Regions from separate parts of the Homo sapiens genome. Here region 1 is linked to region 2. A link is an interaction called in ENCODE POLR2A ChIA-PET data of the cell type or tissue named here. Cell type or tissue: GM12878. All regions are shown on one strand. Each heading gives the region's core, and the rest is flanking DNA. Links, peaks and the distances in the headings are about the cores only.

Region 1 (10,931 bases), core at 2,645-6,644, 64 kb after region 2:
CATAAAGGACTAGGCACTGATTACATCTACAGGTCGATTAGTAAGGAAATCTTAATGAGGGAGTTAGTTAAAAACTTATAAAGAACCATTTCAGGAAGTTTATTAATCTCTACTGATTAAAATGAATCACAACAATTTGTTGCCCTGTATAATTTAGGAAGAAGTAGGCTAGTAGGTCCTTAATGTTTGCCTATGTGTAAGATGAGCCCGAGTCATAATTTAGATCTATAATGCTGGCCTTATTCACTTGAAATGCCCTTAAATATCCTACTAAGAAACCTTCTATTTAATTACTTAAGAACACTTTAACTCCATAAAATTTGAACTGTTGGGACAGGTTGATTCAATTAGGAGTATACGAATAACCAATATAACTATTGTCATAAAATTCTTTAAAATTAATGCAAAGCTACAGGATCTTCCTAAGGTAGGACTGAAACACAAACAAAGCTGTTTTCTTTCTACTGTGTGTTATTAAGTTTAATTGCTTCATTCTCTTGATTGCTTTTGAAAGAGAAGGAATCGGCCGGGTGTGGTGGCTCACACCTATAATCCCAGCACTTTGGGAGGCCGAGGCAGGCGGATTACAAGGTCAGGAGTTTGAGACCAGCCTGGCCAACATGGTGAAACGCCGACTCTACTAAAAATACAAAAAAATTAGCTGGGTGTGGTGGCACATGCCTGTAATCCCAGCTACTCAGGAGGCTGAGGCAGGAGAATCACTTGAACCTGGGAGGCAGAGGTTGCGATGAGCCAAGATTGCGCCATTGCACTCCAGCCTGGGCAACAAGAGCAAAACTCCGTCTCAAAAAAAAAAAAAGAAGAAGAAGAAGGAATCAATCAAGCTTTCACCAAAAGCTGATGCCATTGCATTACGTATGAAGTTGGCAAGGGAAGACAGACTTGTGACCTAAAAGGAAATCAGGATTTAAAGCATTTACAAATGTGAGGCTCTTCTGTGTCCAAGTCTCCTTTGGTAAGAGACATACTGCATTTGACCATTAACTTCCATGCTATTCACTTAACATAAGTTTCTCAAGTTTATGTTTTAGGATAGGGCAGTCCCTTGAATATCAAGATGATACTACTGATCTGACATTACAAATATATAAAGACACACTTTCCCCAGGAGTGTTGAAAATGTCCTGTCTACATCACCTCCTTAAAATCCCTTGGGAATAACAGCACTTTTGCGATGACAAATTGGAAGTAGGGATGTTGATGATGGAAGAAATGTTGCCTGTATTTGAATCTCCTGGCCCCCCGGGGGGGGTAAGCTCCTGGCCTCATTGACATCAGAGTCCAACAAGCTGAGTGAATTGGTACATACTCTACTTAAAGGCAATTATTTCACAGCTGAATGTTTGGTTGTTTTCTTTATGTTGCTGCTTTGTTTTTTGTTTGTTTTTGTGACAGAGTATTGCTCTGTCACCTAGGCTGCTATGCAGTGGCCCCATGCCCTGCTCACTGTAGCCTTGACCTCCTGAGCTCAAGTGATCTTTTCTCTTCAGCCTCCTGGGTAGCTGCAACTACAGGTGTGAGCCACCACACCCAGCTAATTTTTGAAATATTTTTAGAGATGGGGTCTCCCTGTGTTTCCCTTGAACTCCCTATGTTGGTCTTGAACTCCTGGGCTCAAACAATTCTCTCTCCTTAGCCTCCCAAAGTGCTGGGATTAGAGGGGGGAGCCACTGTGCCAGGCCACATCTCAATGTTTTAAGTGAGACACATGGTGCAGGGGAAAAAAAAATCCCTGTCTCTCTCCCCTAATTTTTTTTTTTTTTTTTTTTTGAGATGGTGTCTCACTCTGTCGCTCAGGCTGACACCATCTGGGCTCACTGCAACCTCTGCCTCCTGGGCCCAAGTGATCCTCCCGCCTCCTACATCAGCCTCCCGAGTAGCTGGTACTACAGGTGCACACCACCACACCTAGCTATATATATATACATATATATATATATACACACACACACACACACACACACACACATATTTTTGTATTTTTAGTAGAAACGGAAACAGGGGTCTCACCATGTTGCCAAGGCTTGTCTTGAACTCTTGAGTTGAAGAGATCCACCCGCCTTGGCCTCCCCAACTGCTGCAATTATAGGCATGAGACTCGCTGCTGGCCTCCTCTAATTTTCTAATCTGTCTGCACATTTATGGGTCATTGCCTAATTATAACTGGAGGTCACCACTGGGACCTGCTGAACAGTCCCAGAGTTTAGAGCCAAGTTACAACCTGTTATCCTTCAGCACAGCTCCAGAGCAAGTTCTCAGATGGAAAACTTTCTCATCCAACCTGCCAGCAAGATGGCTTCATGATGTGTCATTTGTTTGTAATCTTTGTAGGCAAGATTCAGCAGGCAGCTGAAACAGCTATCAAAGGCAGACTATCTTAGATGGGGCGGAGTCCCCGGAGGCGAAATAAGAATTTGATAAAGAAAGGTTTTCGTTTTGTTTTTTTTTAGAGACAACATCTTGCTCTGTCTCCTAGGCTGGAGTGCAGTGTCACCATCATAGCTCACTGCAGCCTAGAACTCCTGGGCTCCAGTGATCCTCCTACCTTAGCCTCCCAGGTAGCTGGGACTACATGGATGTGCCATTATGCCTGGTTCATTTAAAATTTTTTTTTTTTGATACAGAATTTCAGTCTTGTCACCCAGGCTGGAGTGCAATGGCGAGATCTCAGCTCATTGCAAGCTCCACCTCCCAGGTTCAAGAGAGTCTCCTGCCTCAGCCTCCCGAGTAGCTGAGACTACAGGTGCGCAACACCATGCCCAGGTAATTTTTGTTTTGTTTTGTTTTGTTTTGTTTTGTTTTGTTTTGAGATGGAGTTTCGCTCTTGTTGCCCAGGCTGGAGTGCAATGGTGCCATCTCGGCTCACTGCAACCTCCACCTCCCGGGTTCAAGTGATTGTCCTGCCTCAGCCTCCTGAGTAGCTGGGATTACACGCATGCGCCACCACACATGGCTAATTTTGTATTTTTAGTAGAGACGGGGTTTCTCCATGTTGGTCAGGCTGGTCTCAAACTCCCGACCTCAGGTAATCTGCCCGCCTCGGCCTCCCAAAGTGCCGGGACTGCAGGTGTGAGCCACCACGCCCGACAATTTTTGTATTTTTAGTAGAGATGGGGTTTCACCATGTTGGCCAGGCTGGTCACGAACTCCTGACCTCAAATGATCCACCCACCTTGGCCTCCCAGGCTTGAGCCACTGCGTCCAGCCTTGAAAGCCATCTTTCTATTTTAGAAAGGCAGCCTGGGTGCAGTGGCTCACGCCTGTTCTCAGCACCATGGGAGGTCAAAGGAGTAGGATTACTTAAGAGCAGGAGTTCAAGACAATTGTCGGCAACACAGCAAGACTCTGTTTGTATTTTATTTAGAAAAAGAAAAGGTATTATTTTCCTAAGTGACTAATTTCCCTCTTTTTTTTTTTTTTTTTTGAGACGGGGTCTCGCTCTGTCACCCAGGCTGGAGTGAAGTGGCGCAATCTCGGCTGACTGCAACCTCCCCCTCTCAGGTTCAAGCGATTCTCCTGCCTCAGCCTCCAGAGTAGCTGGGACTACAGGCACATGCCACCATGCTCAGCTAATTTTTTTGTACTTTTAGTAGAGACGGGTTTTCACCATATTGGCCAGGATGGTCTTGATCTCTTGACCTCATGATCTGCCCACCTCTGCCCCCGAAAGTGCTGGGATTACAGGCATGAGCCACCGCGTCCGGCCAATTTCTTTTTTAATTTTTTTTTTCTTTTTAAGAGACGGGGACTTGCCGTGTTGCCCAATCTGATCTTGACCTCCTGAGCTCCTGGCCTCAAGTGATCCTTCCACCTTGATCTCCCAAAATATTGGGATTAGAGGCGTGAGTCACCATGCTTGGCTGGTTGAACTTGGAGCTGGACTTTCTGAGCACACAACACTTCTTTCATAGCTCTTGGTCAAATGAGAGGAGGGAAAGGGAAATAACCTATTTTGAAAGCATACCTTAGGGCCAGGTTCAGGATCAGGTAACTCTATTTCCTCTTTTTGTTTGTTTGTTTGTTTGTTTGTTTAAACAGGGTCTCACTCTGTTGCACAGGCTGGAGTGCAGTGGTGTGATCTTGGCTCACTGCAACCTCCCCCTCCTGGGTTCAAGCAATTCTCCTGCCTCAGCCTCCCGAGTAGCTGGGATTACAGGCACATGCCACCATGCCCAGCTAATTTTTGCATTTTTTGGTAAAGACAGGGTTTCATTGTGTTGGCCAGGCTGGCCTTGAACTCCTGGCCTCAAGTGATCCATCCACTTCGGCCTCCCAAAGTGCTGGGATTACAGGCATAAGCCACCGCGCCCAGTCCCTATTTCCTTTTTATACAGATGAGAAAACTCATCTAGGATATCTGAGGATGATGGGTAAGTAAACCGTAAGCAGGGTCTCTAGTCTGGCTCATGCTGTTATCCCCAGCACCTCGCTGAAGAACTGGTCCCTGGTAGGAAGAGAGAAAGAATAGAAGTGGAGGGATCATTGCTGCACAACTGGAGCAGGGAGGAGAGAAAAGTGATGAAGTTGTGGGTGACCCCATTGCTTGAGCAGTGGTAGTACAGGATCCTTCTGGGTTGTAACTGTGTCTTATGCAACTTAAACCACATGGAACACAATACTAGAAACATGGTGGGTGCTCAAAGGAGGTTTTTCTAATTAATTAATCTAGATTAGCACCATTTAAAACATAAGTCCAGGCCGGATGCAGTGGCTCATGCCTGTAATCCTAGCACTTTGGAACGCCAAGGCAGGCAGATCACAAGGTCAGGAGTTTGAGACCAGCCTGGCCAATATGGTGAAACTTCGTCTCTACTAAAAATACAAAAATTAGCCGGGCGTGGTGGTGGGCGCCTGTAGTCTCAACTAGTCGGGAGGCTGAGGCAGGAGAATGGCGTGAACCCGGGAGGCGGAGGTTGCAGTGAGCCAAGATGGCGCCACTGCACTCCAGCCTGGATGACAGAGTGAGATTCTGTCTCAAAAAAACAAAAATAAAAACAAAAAAAGTCTGTTATTACTGTCATGTTAACAGCTCAGAACTTGGTTAACCTTTTTTTTTTTTTTTTTTTTTTTTGGACAAGTTCTCATCACTCTGTTGCCCAGGCTGAATTGCAGTGGCCCAATGCTTGCTCACCGCAGCCTTCATCTCCTGGGCTTAAGTGATCCTCCCATCTCAGCCTCCCAAAGTGATGGGATTACAGGCATGAGCCATAGTGTCCCGCCCTATTCTCTCCTCCTGTCTGTGAGATTCCAGATCCTTGTAATTTTGGGAGACAGAGAGATAATAATCTTTTTTATTAAAAAACAAGATATTTATAACATATGTTTTCACTCAGCAAAGATTTACTATGTGCATAACACTCTGCTAAGTCGGGAGATACCGTGGGGATACAGTGGGGGACTCACAAGTCTATTAATGCTACAATAGGGAAGAAGCTAAAGCTGTGAAGTACACAATAGAGGGATGTTTTGTCCCAAGAGGCATAAGGCAGTCAGGAAAATATTTCTGGAAGTAGTGAGGTCTTAGCTGAAAGGTAGGTAGGATTTCCTAGAACAAAGGAAAGGGTGTGTGGGTGTGAGTTCATGTGTGCCTGAAAGGAGATTGTCTCAAGCAGAGGGAACACCATGTCTTTTTGATCAACTTGGATCTCCACATTCTTTTTTTTTTTTTTGAGACGGAGTCTCGCTCTGTTGCCCAGGCTGGAGTGCAGTGGCAGTGATCTTGGCTCTCTGCAAGCTCCACCTCCCGGGTTCACGCCATTCTCCTGCCTCAGCCTCCCAAGTAGCTGGGACTACAGGTGTCGGCCACCACGCCCGGCTAATTTTTTATATTTTTTTAGTAGAGACAGGGTTTCACTGTGTTAGCCAGGATGGTCTCGATCTCCTGACCTCGTGATCCACCCGCCTCGGCCTCCCAAAGTGCTGGGATTACAGGTGTGAGCCACTGCCCCTGGCCTATTTTTAAATTTTATTTATTTATTTTTGAGACACAGTCTCTAATTTTATTTTTTATTTATTTATTTTTTTTGAGATGTAGTCTCACTCTGTCACCCAGGCTGCAGTGCAGTGGCATGACCTCAGCTCACTGTCACCTCCACCTCCCAGGTTCAAGTGATTCTCGTGGCTCAGTCTCCCTAGTAGCTGGGATTACATGCGCCCGCCACCACGCCCATCTAATTTTTGTATTTTTAGTAGAGACCGGGTTTCACCATGTTGGCCAGGCTGGTCTCAAACTCCCAACCTAAGATGATCCATCCACCTCAGCCTCCCAAAATGCTGGGATTACAGGCGTGAGCCATCACACCCAGCCTGGATCTCTACATTCTGTGAAGCATGAGCAAGTACATAAAGTTAGATGAGTGGTATGGTTAAGTGCACAAACCTGAGCCTCCTCATTTTCTTTCCCTTTAAATTGTGGTAAAAGGCACATAACATAAAATTTACCATTTTAACAATTTGAAAGTGTACAATTCGGTGGCATTAAGTACAGGTATTCATGATGTGCAGACATTCATTCATAGTGTGCAGACATCATGACCTCGTTAACAAAACCTTTTCTTCATCCCAAATGGAAACCCCATACCCATCAAGTAGTCACTTCTCATTTCCCTCTTTCTAAGCACCTGGCAACTACTAATCAGCTTTCTGTCTTTATGAATTTGCCTATGATGGATATTTCATATCAATGGAATCATACAATATGTGGCCTTTTGTAAATTCGTTCTTCACTTAGCATAATGCTTCCTTTCTTCCCCCTTCCCCCTTCCCCTTCCCCTTCCCCTTTCCTCCCTCCCTCCCTCCCTCCCTCCTTCCTTCCTTCCTTCCTTTTGATGGAGTCTCGCTCTGTCACTGCCTCAGCCTCCCAAAGTGCTGGGATTACAGGCATGGGCAACCTTGCCCGGCCTAGCATTCCAGAGATAACTATAACCTGATTTTGCCATTTATCCTTTTCCACAGGTCTTTATATTTTTACAATATTTATGTGTCCATATATGTGTGTGTATATTTTCATGAATATTTTATGCTTATATAGATAAAATTACATTGTATGTATCCTTCTGTCACTTGGTCGCTACCCCTAGCCCACTAATCTTACATCTGTGTGAAATTTTCATGCTGAGACGTGTCATCCAAGTCTATTTTCAGTGCAGCATAACCTTTTCATTGTATGAATATACAAAAGTGACACAGTTATCTATTCAAAAGGCAAATCTGGTCCTGTCAATCTCCTACTTAAAATACCTCAGGGCCGGGCGTGGTGGCTTAAGTCTGTAATCCCAGCACTGTTGGAGGCCGAGGCAGGTGGATCACCTGAGGTCAGGAGTTCGAGACCAGCCTGACCAACATGGAGAAACCCCGTCTTTACTAAAAATACAAAATTAGCCGGGTGTGGTGGCACATGTCTGTAATCCCAGCTACTCGGGAGACTAAGGCAGGAGAATCGCTTGAACCCAGGAGGCAGAGGTTGCGGTGAGCTAAGATCGTGCCATTGCACTCCACTCTGGGCAACAAGAGCAAAACTCTGTCTCAAAAAAAAACAAAAACAAAAACAAAAACAAAACAGTCCAGGCACAGTGGCTCACTCCTGTAATCCCAGCACTTTCAGAGGCCGAGGTGGGCGGATCATGAGGTCAGGGGATCGAGACCATCCTGGCTAACACAGTGAAACCCCCATCTCTACTAAAAATAAAAAAAATTAGCCAGGTGTGGAGGCAGGCTCCTGTAATTCCAGCTACTTGGGAGGCTGAGGCAGGAGAATTGTTTGAACCCGGGAGGCAGACATTGCTGTGAGCTGAGATCACACCATTGCACTCCAGCCTGGGCAACAAAGAGCAAAACATATACATATTTTTCCAGCTGGAGCTGGAAGATTGCTTGAGTTTAGGAGTTTGAGAGCAGCCTGGGCAACATAGTGAGACCTTGTCTCTATAAAAAAATTTAAAAATTAGCCGGGTGTAGTGGCATGAGCCTATAGTCCCAGTTACTCAGTAGGCTGAGGTGGGAGGATTGCTTGATCCCAGGAGGTTGAGGCTGAAGTAAGAAGTAAGCCAGGATCATGCTACTGCACTCCAGCCTGGGTGACACAGTGAGACCCTGTTCACAATAAAAGAGAGAGAGACGGCTGGGTGTGGTGGCTCATGCCTGTAATCCCAGCACTTTGGGAGGCTGAGGTGGGCGGATCACCTGATGTCAGGAATTTGAGACCAGCCTGACCAACATGGAGAAACCCTGTCTCTACTAAAAATACAAAATTAGCCGAGCGTGGTGGTACATGCCTGTTATCCCAGCTACTCGGGGGGCTGAGGCAGGAGAATAGCTTGAACGCAGGAGCCGGAGGTTGCAGTGAGCCGAGATGGCGCCATTGCACTCCAGCGTGGGCAACAAGAGCGAAACTCCTTCTCCAAAAAAAAAAAAAAAAAAAAGGAGATACAAATATTAGCTGGGTGTGGTGGCACATGCCTGTAATCCCAGCTACTCAGGAGGCTGAGGCGTGAGAATCACTTGAACCGAGGAGGCAGAGGTTGCAGTGAGCTGAGATCGTACCACTGCACTCCCACCTGGGCGACAGAGCATGATTCTGTCTCAAAAATAAAGTAAAATAAAAGAAAATAAAAATAGATTTTAAACAATATATTCTTTGGTGGTTTCATCAGACATTTATGAAGATTCTCAGTGAGTTCTATTGCTGGCTGTGACCTTCATTGTTCTCTTCAGTTGAACCTGATGCCTGATGCACCTTCTGATCCTTGCTCCCTTCTGCCTCCAATCCTCAAGCTTATAGCCTTTTTACTGCTTCCAGATTCCACTTTCTTTCCTTCCTTTAAATTCTTATTTCTTTTACTTTTGTAAAAGGAGGCAGATGTGCCACGGATTATATGTTGTTTCCACAAAATGTATGTGCTGAGTCTACTTTTGGTCCATCCACAGGAATCTTACGAGAACTGGTTATTGTCTCTCTGAAAGCAATCACAGTCCTTCCTTGAGTCTCCCAGAACATTTTAGCCCAGATGGTGTTAAGGACCAAAGCCTAGAGTTCTCTTCAGATCAAGATAGTAGACAAGATAATAGACTTATGTTATGCTGGTATTATTTTTTTAGGGCTAGGTTTGATTTTAAAATGTAACTGTGGCCGGGCGTGGTGGGTGGCTCAAGCCTGTAATCCCAGCACTTTGGGAGGCTGAGGCAGGTGGATCACGAGGTCAGGAGATCGAGACCATCCTGGCTAACATGGTGAAACCCCGTCTCTACTAAAAATACAAAAAAATTAGCCGGGCCTGGTGGCGGGCACCTGTAGTCCCAGCTACTCGGGAGGCTGAGGCAGGAGAATGGCATGAACCCAGGAGGTGGAGCTTGCAGTGAGCAGAGATCGCGCCACTGCACTCCAGCCTGGGCAACAGAGCAGGACTCTGTCTCAGAAAAAAAAAAAAAAAAGGTAACTGTGTAAGTTGTCTATTACAATGTTTTAAATCAACTATGAGTCATTCCAAAAAACAAGCAAATGAACCAAATCACTGGAAACTCAAAGGAGAGCTTGTTTTATGTTGATGTTCCTGAGATTTCCTCAGAGATGATACATTCACACTATCAAATTCTTCCAGACCATTTCACAAATAAGTTTTTACTTAGCATCCTGACCCAAGACTTTCTTTTTGGCATGCCAATCAGTCTTCCTTCAAAAACAGGTTCTACATGATTGTGCGCTGAGCCTATTGCTGAAATAATTATCACTTTGTTTTACCAAGCGAGCTTTAGTCAGGCAACTAGGGATGTGCTGGAGTGTGTCCTCTTAGAAATACAAGTGAAATGTAACAGATTGCCAATAGCTATATTTTCCAAAATGGCTTATTTATGGTTTTCCCTTTAAACTTGGCTTTGACTCAACTCACAAAGTTTTACAGCTAACATTTAGAGGTCACGTGGGGGGCAGAAGGCATCATCAGGTTGATTTTAACTGACTAGTTTATCTCCAGTTTCTGGCCCAATGGGAAACTAAAAATGGAAATTTACTTTCTGCTCCTTATTCTAAAACAAAGACGTGATTTCTTGCCAAAAATAAATCATAGAATGTGGAAGTGTTTAAAGAAGATCCAGAATGAACATTATCGTGTATATCCAGGCTTTTCTGTGAATGAATAGTATACATGTCTCTTTAACAAAATGGGATCCTGCAGGACATATTGTTTTATAAACTGCCCTGTTTACTACATATACAGTGAACAGCTTTTCATAGATTAACCACACCATACAATAAGGAACAACATGCACTGGATAGTCTCTGATTTATTTAACCAGTTCGCTGCAGGTGACATTTAGTTTGTGAGGTGGATGTTAGTTTGTGGGATATTTTTTGCAGCTTGGCTCACTCAACACCCATTTCAACTCTTTTCTCCTTGCCTTTCTCTATTCTAAAGTTTGGGAAGAGAAACACTTGTTTTCCCAGACACCCCGATGGCTAGGGTGGCCATGTCATTTGGTTCTGGCCAGTGAGAATATGAGACTGTGTTGAGACCACTCAATTTGACATAGCACACCTGCTCACCAAAATGTGTGTGGATTTCTCCCCATCAGCCCACCAAGCAAACCTCCAGCAGATTCTCCAGCGCATACCGGCTAGGTGTCCTCTAATTCAATTCTGACACTACATACCTGGAGATAGTGTCCGTTCCCACAGGTGGAAGGATCAGCCCCACTAAAACTGCCTCCACTTCAGATGCCAATCACAAGTCCGTGCCTCCCCAGACTTTCTGACTGGCTACAAACCAGACCCTCTCTTGGGCTTGATTAATTTGCTAGGAGGGCTCACAGAACTCAGGGAAACACTTACGCTGATGGTTTATAATAAAGGATACAGATGAAGAGATGCATAGGGTGAGGTATGGGGTAAGGGGTGTGGAGCTTCCACACTCTCCAGG
Region 2 (10,931 bases), core at 3,601-7,600:
AGCACTTTGGGAGGCCGAGGCGGGTGGATCACCTGAGGTCAGGAGTTCGAGACCAGCCTGGCCAACATGGTGAAACCCCATCTCTACCAAAAATACAAAAAAATTTAGCCAGGCATGGTGGCTCAGGCCTGTAATCCCAGCTACTCGGGAGGGTGAGGCAGGAGAATCACCTGAACCCGGGAGGCAGAGGTTGCAGTGAGCTGAGACCGCACCATTACCCTCCAGCCTGGGCAACAAGAACCAAACTCTGTCTCAAAAAAAAAAATTAATTAATTAATTTTAAAAAAATAAAAATAAAATAAAAATCAGACTGTAACTGCATTTTTTCTACAAATCTGGGAAGGGCTGAAATTCTCATCAGGTTGTATGCCAGCTCAACTTGTGGGATTCCAAGACTCAGAAATGTGAAATTCTCCCTCTCCCACATCTACTAAGAGAAGCCCAGTGATCTTCCAAATAGCTCATGATTCTATACACAGTTGCTAAGTCAAGTGACAAAAAAGCATCATGCCATGATGCTCAAAAATGGTATATACCAAGTGACATCAAGCACTGGCTCACAAAAAGCAGATCTACAAAAGCCAGAAAACCAACTTGCTAAGATACTTCACACTAAGTATCTGACATATGGCTTGGGGGAGAAGACTGGGTTACCAAAGTAGCCCAACCACTGAGCTGGGTTTTACACTGAAAATACCATATGATGGACACAGTTAGTTAACAGATCATAGGTAAGTATAACATTTTACTGGTTACTCAGACATCATACATATTAACTCTAACAAGAAGACAAATGTACAATTGCTATACTTATCAAGTTTGAGTAATCAAAAAACTGCTGACACATTATAATATATTGTGACAGGGATGAATATGTCTTAAAAGAAATTTCGGTCACACACGGTGACTCACGCCTGTAATCCCAGCACTCTGGGAGGCCGAGGTGGGCGGATCAACTGAGTTCAGGAGTTCGAGACCAGCCTGGCCAACATGGCAAAACCTCATCTCTACTAAAAATACAAAAATTAGCCAGGCATGGTGGCGGGCACCTGTAATCCCAGCTACTCGGGAGGCTGAGGCAGGAGAATCACTTGGGGCAGAGGCTGCGGTGAGCTGAGATCACGCCACTGCACTCCAGCCTGGGCAACAGAGTGAGACTCCGTCTCAAAAAAAAAAAAAAAAAAAAAAAATTCAAGTATGACATCACTGCTTAAAATGTTAGAAACGTTGACCCGGTTGGATGTTTAAAAAAAAAAGATCAATACTATACTCTAAATATCAACAGAACCTTGGAAACAGTTACCCACTAACTTAAACCATGATGATTTTTACTGTGTTAGTTATCTGTTCTTCAATAGTGATGCCAGGCTGATAGGAAATGTGTGGCCTAATATTAATAAATTACCTGCCCTTACACTGTGACATTAATTTCTGAAAAATGCACTAAGTGTGATAACTATTCAACAAAATTCTAGGTAAAGTTGAAACAATGTATAAATTAATATTTTGGCACATTACTTTTGGCTTACCCAATTTGCTTAGCTCTTTATTCAGTACCTAATAGAAGTTACATGAACTGACACAATTAAATGTATTCCTGAAAGGACATATAGGTCAATACTAACTAATCAGAACTTTCCATCTAAATCAGCTCTGACAAGACCTGGGAAAGATGATCAATTCTCACTCACAAATAATGAGTTCAGGTTGTTATTTAATAGAATTGCATACACTAATCCTGGTACCAATAGTCTCCCCAGTTAATTTAAGCGTCAGGAATAATTTAGGATCCTCTAACAAAGGAAAATCAAGAAAGTGCTAATTCTAAATGTTCTCAACTCAAAACATCAGAACCCTGGAATACACTGTATTCATTAATAATACTGTCACCTACTATACTTTTAAAAGTCTAATTTCTTCAAAATAACGTATCTAAAAACAAACTAAAATCCAGCACATACCCTATTTTTATTTGATTCTATCAAGTATATGGGAAATAATTATTAAAAATTCACTTGAAAAAACTAAGCCTGTGTAAAAATAATCCCAAATTACTTTCAGCAAAAAAGCCTAACTAGCAATTATAAATTAATAAAACTAACGAAAACAGGGAGCGAAAAAAAGAAATGACAAAACCAACCCCTCCTCGCTGACCATCTACATGTATGGAACGGATGTGATCTGCCAGATCTGGGCTAGAGTTGAAGCAAGCCTGGCACTGGTCCCAACAACAATTATAGGCAATATTTTTGCTTGAAGAAGTAGTGCTTCCTTGTCCATTCATCATTGCTGGAGTTGAACGCCCACTGGAAATTGTGCTGTCTACATCCATTATAGTACTGCTTATGCTACAAAAGAAGAAAAAAGGCTGTGTTATTCCTAGAAATTCACTAACATGAATATGATCTTATAAATATTTAATTAAGATTACCACTTGACATTCTGCTCCATGTGAACAAAGCATAGTAACCATATTCTCCATGAGAAAACAACAATGCTTTTAAATTAATTAGTTGGCAATGAAGTACAAATCAAGACAGAAACACGACAGTACCTCAAAATCAGAAATGGAATAATTTAAGCAACTTTTGGCAGGCATGAACTCAATACTACATCTTACAGAAAACAAACCACACCCACACCCCCACACACACAGCTTATCACATCTCATCCCTTCTACAGTTCAAAGAAGCATAAGAAAGTAAGAGTTTCCAGCTGTAAATAATTCACAATCAAAGCATTATCTTTATAGCTCTGCAAATCACTTGTTGACCTGAAATCTCTTCTATTCATTAATCTGAAAATATAACTGCTGCCACATCCTACTTCTTTTCATGTCAAAGAATTGGGGAAATTTTGCAGTATTTTCCCAGCTAAATAAAAAAGCAGAAGAGAGAAAACTGGTCTCTGATTTTTCTAAAGTCCAAATAAAAAATCTTTTCCTAGCCCTAAAATTTTATTTTTTTAACTCATCTCTAGCCATAAAAAAAAAGACTGAAAATGCCAATCAATCCCTTTTACTTTTTATTTACTAAAGTATTACATATGGCTGGACGCAGTGGCTCACTCCTGTAATTCCAGCACTTTGGGAGGCCGAGGCGGGTGGACTACCTGATGCCAGGAGTTTGAAACCAGCCTGGCCAACATGGTGAAATCCCACTGCTACTAAAAATACAAAAAATTATCCGGGTGTGGTGGCAGGTGCCTGTAATCCCAGCTACTCAGGAGGCTGAGGCAGGAGAATCTCTTGAACCCAGGAGGCGGAGGTTGGAGTGAGCCGAGATCGCACCATTGCACTCCAACCTGGTCAACGAGCAAAACTCCGTCTCAAAAAATAAAATAAAATAAAATAAAGTATCACGCCATTGCACTCCAGCCTGGTCAACAAGAGCAAAACACCATCTCAAAAAATAAAATAAAGTATTACACAGTAGTAACTCTTTTATTTACTAAAAAAAGTATATACTAGTGGTCAAAATGCTCAAAAATTCACATCTTAATAAAATGTATCACACTTCCGCCTTCATTTTAAAAGCAATTCACTTATTTTCTTTTTTCAAAATCTTCTCAATAAATAAATTACATGAAAGTCACTTCAATCATAAGGGTCAAGAGAAAGAATGTTTTCAGATTAAATCTATGAAAAGGTGTGTATCTGCTTGCAATTTAAGAAACAACACAAGTCAAGTTGTGAAAATTATATTAACTTTAAAGAGGTATGTTTCCCTCCCGCCAAGTTTTTATCATGGAAAAGTTCAAAGACACAAAATACAGCTAAATCTGAATTCAATTAACATTTTACCCTATTTGCTATCTGTAATCTGTTTCTCTGAATCATTTTAAAATTGCAGGCATCATGACAATCAACCACAGTATATACCTTCTTAAAAAAAAAGAACATTCAGGCCGGGCACAGTGGCGCATGCCTGTAATCGCAGCACTTTGGGAGGCCGCAGCAGGCAGATCACAAGATCAGGAGATCGAGACCATCCTGGCTAACATGGTGAAACCCTGTCTCTACTAAAAATATAAAAAATTAGCCAGGCATGGTAGTGTGCGCCTGCAGTCCCAGCTACTCGGGAGACTGAGGCAGGAGAATGGTGTGAACCCAGGAGGCGGAGACTGCTGTGAGCAGAGATAGCGGCACTGGACTCCAACCTGGGCGACAGAGCTAGACTCTGTCTCAAAAAAAAAAAAAAACTTTCAGGCCGGGCGTGGTGGCTCACGCCTATAATCCCAGCACTCTGGGAGGCCGAGGTGGGTGGATCACAAGGTCAGGAGTTCAAGACCAGCCTGATCAAGATGGTGAAACCACATCTCTACTAAAAATACAAAAATCAGCTGGGCATGGTGGCACACGCCTGTAATCCCAGCTACTCGGGAGGCTGAGACAGAGAATTGCTTGAACCTGGGAGGAGGAGGTTGCAGTAGGAGGTTGCAGTGAGCCAAGGTAACGCCACTGCACTCGAGCCTGGGCGACAGAGCGAGACTCTGTCTCAAAAAACAAAAAGAACGTTCACCTATATACCAATACAACCTATTCACTCACACCTGAGAAAATTTACATGAATTTTGTTAGCTTAAGTAAGCTTTATAATGATCTGTGTCTAACATCAAATGTACCTATTGTGAGGGGTGGGGGGATGTTAAGACAGGGTCTTCACTCCGTTGCCAAGCCTATAGTGCGGTGGTGCTATCACGGCTCATTGCAGCCTTGACCTACCAGGCTCAAGTGATCCTCCCACCTCAGCCTCCTGAGTAGCCGGGCCTACAGGTGTGCACCACTATGGCCAACTAAATTTTTTAAATTTCTGTAGAGATGAGGTCTCTTTATGTTGTCCAGGCTGGGCTCAAGCAATCCTCCTGCCTTGGCCTCCCAAAGTACTGGGACTACAGGCATTAGCCACTGCACCGAGCTAATTTTTCTATTTTTTTGTAGCGGCAGAGTCTTGTTTTGCTGCCCATGCTAGAAACGTATCCATTTTTAAAAGCAAAGATATTTTTGTAGGATGCTTCAGATATGAAAAATGTCTCAGGTTTTCCTTTAAAGGATATTCTAGTATTTAAGCTCATCTATCTACCTACCTAGTTAGTTAAATGCAATAAATATATATTTACCTGCCTAGTCAATATAGATTCTAAAGTGCAACTCTAAGGCTTCATTCTAAAACTCTGTAATCTCTGTAAAACTCTCAAATGTGAATCAGCTCTTGAATATCTGAATATACATATATTGTTTGTTGTTGCAAGACTAACCTTGGGTATGGTGGTTTTTCTATACCGAAATACATATTTTATTTAAACCCTAGAAATTTCAAGTTTCCCCCGGCCGGGCGCGGTGGCTCACGCCTGTAATCCCAGCAGTTTGGGAGGCTGAGGCGGGCGGATCACGAGGTCAGGAGATCGAGACCAGCCTGGCTAACACAGTGAAACCCTGTCTCTATTAAAAACACAAAAAATTAGCCAGGCATAGTGGCAGGAGCCTGTAGTCCCAGCTACTCAGGAGGCTAAGGCAGGAGAATGGCATGAACCCAGGAGGCAGAGCTTGCGGTGAGCCCAGATCGCACCACTGCACTCCAGCCTGGGCAACAGAGCGAGACTCTGTCTCAAAAAAAAGAAAAAAAAAGAAATTTCAAGTTTCATGAGGCCCTTAACCCTGAAATGGTTACCTATTTTCCCTATCACTTGCTTTAAATATTTTAAAACATTCAACTGTAAAGCACATACTTACATAAACTATACTAATTTAACTCCAAGGCAAATACTAATAATTCTAAGTGAACAACCAATCATAACCAATTTATAAACAATCTCAGGAAAAGCAATAAAAACTCAATGTGATATGGAACAATCTCCAAGGTATAGTTAAGTAAAACACACACAAGTGCAGGGTAGTCATGATCCAATTTGCATACCTAAGTTGGGGAGGGAGACAGAGACATAGCTAGTCTCCAAGGGCACAGAAAGATATACGAAACCTAGTAAATATTTGGGGGAAGGGAAGAGTGGGAGAGAAACTTATCTTTCACTGTATATACCCTTTTATACCATTTTAACCATGCTGTACCTATACTGCTTTTATTAAAAAGTCCAAAATTAGTTGAAAACCAAATCGATTTTTTTTAACTGGACACAGTAAGGTTAAGAGAGATTTATATAGCTGCGAAACATCATTATGGAATCTGTCTGTCTACATAGTACTTCATGTACTTTTGCTTATTACCTTTGCCAAAGAAAAGGAACCATATAAAAAAGTCCAAAATCTGGTAACGGTAATCATTGTTGAGTCTATGTGTGATATCACACACTTGAAACAATACTTCATGTGGATATAGCTCCTCATAAAGACAACATAATGTAAATGTTAAGAGCATGAGCTTTGCCTACCACTGGGGACTAAGCTGTGAATACAATGGCAGACAAGGTGAGAGGCACGTCCTGGAACACTCAAGACATCCCACACAGAGTCTCCCCCAAGCTGAACAGGGCCAACAGAAGTTCTGCTTCACAACCCCTCTTAGGCTCCTCCAACTTCTAGGAAGTATCCAATCCTAAGCCTCTAGGCTCCCTTTTGGCCCCAGACCCATGCTGCCACCAGTGGTCCTCTCCATTCTCTCGACTGATGAAGGCAACAGACCTGATGCAACAGTAGAGGACAGAAAACAAATGACAGGTAACTTCTGATTGTGACAGGACCCTGAGCTAGATAGCAATTTCACAGAAAGCAGTGCCCTTCCTCCTATAATACGTTATGTAACAAGAGACAATCCACCTAAACTTATAGTATTTCTAGGACCATACATATGTTAAATTTTTTCACACAGTTAATTCTCCTTTTCAATGAACACCTACTGATTTCATGAAATGTGAAGACCTATACACCCTGATATTTGGAAGAATACCTAAGCCAGACAATACACTCACACTATGCAGATAGCTTAGATAATCTAAAGCAGTGTTTCTCAAACTTTCATGTGTATACAAATCAAATGCAGATTCTGCATTCAGTATTATTAACTGCAGATTCTGATTCAGCAGGTTTAGGGTAGGTCCTGAGATAAAGCATTTCTAACAAGTGCCCGCTTGATGCTGCTGTGACATTTTGACTAGTAGGAACCGAAAAGATCTCTCTGACTAGCTTTTTTTTCTTTTCACAATGGGTTTGCCGCCAGAACACAGGTGTTGTGAAAACTACCCCTAAAAGCCAAAATGGGAAAGGAAAAGACTCATATCCACATTGTCGTCATTGGACACGTAGATTCGTACAAGTCCACCACTACTGGCCATCTGAACTACAAATGTGGTAGCATCAACAAAAGAACCATTGAAAAAATTGAGAAGGAGGCTGCTGAGATGGGAAAGGGCTCCTTCAAGTAGGCCTGGGTCTTGGATAAACTGAAAGCTGAGCGTGAACGTGGTATCACCATTAATACCTCCTTGTGGAAATTTGAGAACAGCAAGTGCTACGTGACTATCATTGATGCCCTAGGACACAGAGACTTAACCACAGAGACTTCATCAAAAACATGATTACAGGGACATCTCAGGCTGACTGTGCTGTCCTGATTGTTGCTGCCAGTGTTGGTGAATTTGAAGCTGGTATCTCCAAGAATGGACAAACCTAGGAGCATGCCCTTTTGGCTTACACACTGGGTGTGAAACAACTAATTGTCGGTGTTAACAAAATGGATTCCACTGAGCCACCCTACAGCCAGAAGAGATATGAGGAAATTGTTAAGGAAGTCAACACTTAAATTAAGAAAATTGGCTACAACCCCGACACAGAAGCATTTGTGCCAATTTCTGGTTGGAATGGTGACAACATGCTGGAGCCAAGTTTTAACATGCCTTGGTTCAAGGGACGAAAATCCTCCTGTAAGGATGGCAATACCAGTGGAACCATGCTGCTTGAGGCTCTGGACTACATCCTACCACCAACTCATCCAACTAACAAGCCCCTTTGCCTGCCTCTCCAGGATGTCTACAAAAATTGGTGGTATTGGTACTGTTCCTGTTGGCCGAGTGGAGACTGGTGTTCTCAAACCTGGTATGGTGGTCACCTTTGCTCCAGTCAACATTAAAACTGAAGTAAAATCTGTCGAAATGCACCATGAAGCTTTGAGTGAAACTCTTTCTGGGGACAATGTGGGCTTCAATGTCAAGAATGTGTCTGTCAAGGATGTTCGTCATGGCAATGATGCTGGTGACAGCAAAGATGACCCACCAATGGAAGCGGCTGGCTTCACTGCTCAGGTGATTATCCTGAACCTTCCAGGCCAAATAAGTGCTGGCTATGCCCCTGTACTGGATTGCCACACGGCTCACACTGCATGCAAGTTTGCTGAGCTGAAGGAAAAGATGGATCGCCATGTTGGTAAAAAGCTGGAAGATGGCCCTAACTTCTTGAACTCTGGTGATGCTGCCAACGTTGATATGGTTCCTGGCAAGCCCGTGTGTGTTGAGTGCTTCTCAGACTACCCACCTCTGGGTCGCGCTGCTGTTCATGATATGAGACAGACAGTTGCAGTGGATGTCATCAAAGCAGTGAACAAGAAGGCTGCTGGAGCTGGCAAGGTCACCAAATCTGCCCAGAAAGCTCAAAAGGCTAAATGAATATTATCCCTAATACCTGCCACCCCGGTCTTAATCAGTGGTGGAAGAATGGTCTCAGAACTGTTTGTTTCAATTGGCCATTTAAGTTTAGTAGTAAAAGACTGGTTACAACAATGCATTGTAAAACCTTCAGAAGGAAAGGAGAATGTTTTGTGGACCACTTTGGTTTTCTTTTTTGCGCGTGGCAGTTTTAAGTTATTAGTTTTTAAAATCAGTACTTTTTAATGGAAACAACTTGACTAAAAATTTGTCAAGGAATTTTGAGAGCCCCTAAAAAAGTTTAATGAGGAAAAAAAAAAAGATCTCTTTGACTAGTATTGTTACCCAACTGAAACTGATGAGACCATCTAAGAAATTGTTTCATATGGTAAAATGGTAAACCAAATTTTTAAGTTTAAAAAACACCTACACACACGTTGTTAGAGATGTCAATGGAATATTTAGGGAGCAACCTGAGATATTTTCAACATCAACAACATTCTCCTTTTCCTCTTTTCCCTTAGTTTAGAAACTATCTAGCAGACCAGTTTTCCACCCAACAGCTAGAGCGATCAACTGTATGATTTTATAAAAATGGTTTCCTTTGGAAATTCGAAGCCTGTCTCACTCATACATCCAGAACAGCCCCAACTTTGAGTCTTAAATTACTTCTAGGCAAGTATCTGCTTGGTGGACGTGACCAGGGCTGACAGGGTTGCCAATACTGAGAAAGTTATAAAGATCACTTTGCTAAATGACAAGGTGCATGAGCATAGGAAGCAATACATGGATGCTTATGTTACCATGACTGAGAAGGACAAAACTATGGTCTTAAAGTAACTGAGAAAAGTTCACTAACATGGTTTCTGATTACACATTGCAAATAATCTTTAAGAAACTACCACTTGCCAAGTGTTGTCTTATTACCAAATAGCAACACAATTATCTTAAAGGGCTATTGAAATATGACTTCTGCCAGGCGCAGTGGCTCACGCCTACAATCCCAGCAACTTGGGAGGCTGGAGCGGGAGGATTTCTAGAAGCTGGAAGTTCAAGAGCAACCTGGGCAACATAGCAAGACCCTGTCTCTTAAAAAAAAAAAAAATTAGCTGGGCATGTTGGTATGTGCCTGTAATCCCAGCTACACAGGAGGCTAAGGTGAGGATTGCTAGAAGTCCAAGGCTGCAGTGAGCTATGATTGTGCCACTGCACTCCAGCCTGGATGACAGAGCAAGATTCTATCTCATGAAAAAAAAAAAAAATCTGAGAACCACCAAAGCTTGAGCACCTCCCTAAAACAGATCAAAAGAATATGTTTCTAAACGGGAATACTTTTATTTTATTCTGAGGTTAACTGCTGAATTTGAAATTCAGTCTGAGGTCAAATGGATAGGGGCAAGCCTTATCGGCAGTCTTCTTTTCAGTTCTGTGAGCAAATTCATTTGTGTTGTAGCTCCTCCTTGGTAACTTTGGGTCGTTCTCCCCCCTCCACCCACCTGCCGTATCTTTGGTGAGGTCTAGCCTACTGAAATGTCCAACTTTATTTTTTTTAGTGTATGTGCCGCCAAAGCAAGCACTGTAATATCTAACTTTAAAGGAAGGTAGAGGACAAGGACTTGAAGGATTTAGAGTATATAACCTGAAATCAAGCATAATTTATTGACATTCAAAAAAACTAAAATCTACGAATTTCAGAATTTTCTATGAATACATCACTGAGTAAAAAGGCTACGGCTCTGCTGCACTGGTGTTTCTACCACCCTAATTTAAGCCTTCACATCTTCATTCACATAAAATCATGCTTGCAAATCGTATACCTTATACCTTAACCAATTAAAGACCTTTCCCCACAATTACTTTGTGAATCCTCCCTTCACTTAAGGGTCTAGCCAAGTGTGTGTGTGTGGTAACAATTAAAAGTTGACATAAAACAGTATTAAGAGTTCAGTGTGAGGTTCTGGTCACTTTTGCATTTGTGACAGGAAGTGAAAACAATTAAAGTCAATAAACAATGTTGTCTTCCAAATAAAACGTCCTTACTACTAATCCCTGTTCCTAAATCAGTAGAACTAATGTGGTCAGCGCAGTTGCTCACATCTGTTAATCCCAGCACTTTGAGAGGCAGAGGCGGCGAACGGCTTGAGCTCAGGAGTTGGAGATCAGCCTGGCAACATGGCGAGACCCCGTCTCCATTTTTAAAAAAGAACAAACTAAGGTACACATGGAGACATGGAGACTGTCCATATCTCCAAATCAGATTTGCAGAACCAAGCAGCCAAAACAGAATAAAGACATAAACTGGGGGCCAGGCATGGTGGATCAAGCCTGTAATCCCAGCA

What was found. Peaks named below come from ENCODE experiments on the same cell type or tissue, not always from the same donor. Only the 100,000 strongest peaks of a DNase experiment are listed, where the experiment ranks them.
Region 1: POLR2A ChIA-PET joins it to region 2 with 5 read pairs; 10 of 35 experiments call an interaction of 5 or more read pairs at or near these places.

What each region holds. Positions count from the first base shown.
Region 1 is chr12:19,389,141-19,400,071 of GRCh38, reverse strand. No RefSeq gene overlaps it. Among named protein-coding and RNA genes, the nearest start is that of AEBP2, 45 kb to the left of the region's middle. In GM12878, for the core only: no CTCF peak of the experiment used is centred there; no DNase peak of the experiment used is centred there.
Region 2 is chr12:19,453,927-19,464,857 of GRCh38, reverse strand. It overlaps AEBP2 (AE binding protein 2), which reads right to left. Exons shown (of 8, transcript NM_153207.5): 2 at 2,141-2,348. It also overlaps the pseudogene EEF1A1P4. Among named protein-coding and RNA genes, the nearest start is that of AEBP2, 20 kb to the right of the region's middle. RefSeq lists enhancers at 5,472-5,995, 6,351-6,430, 6,511-6,560, 7,071-7,120. In GM12878, for the core only: a CTCF peak has its summit at 7,090; no DNase peak of the experiment used is centred there; H3K4me3 peaks cover 403 bases; H3K27ac peaks cover 1,102 bases.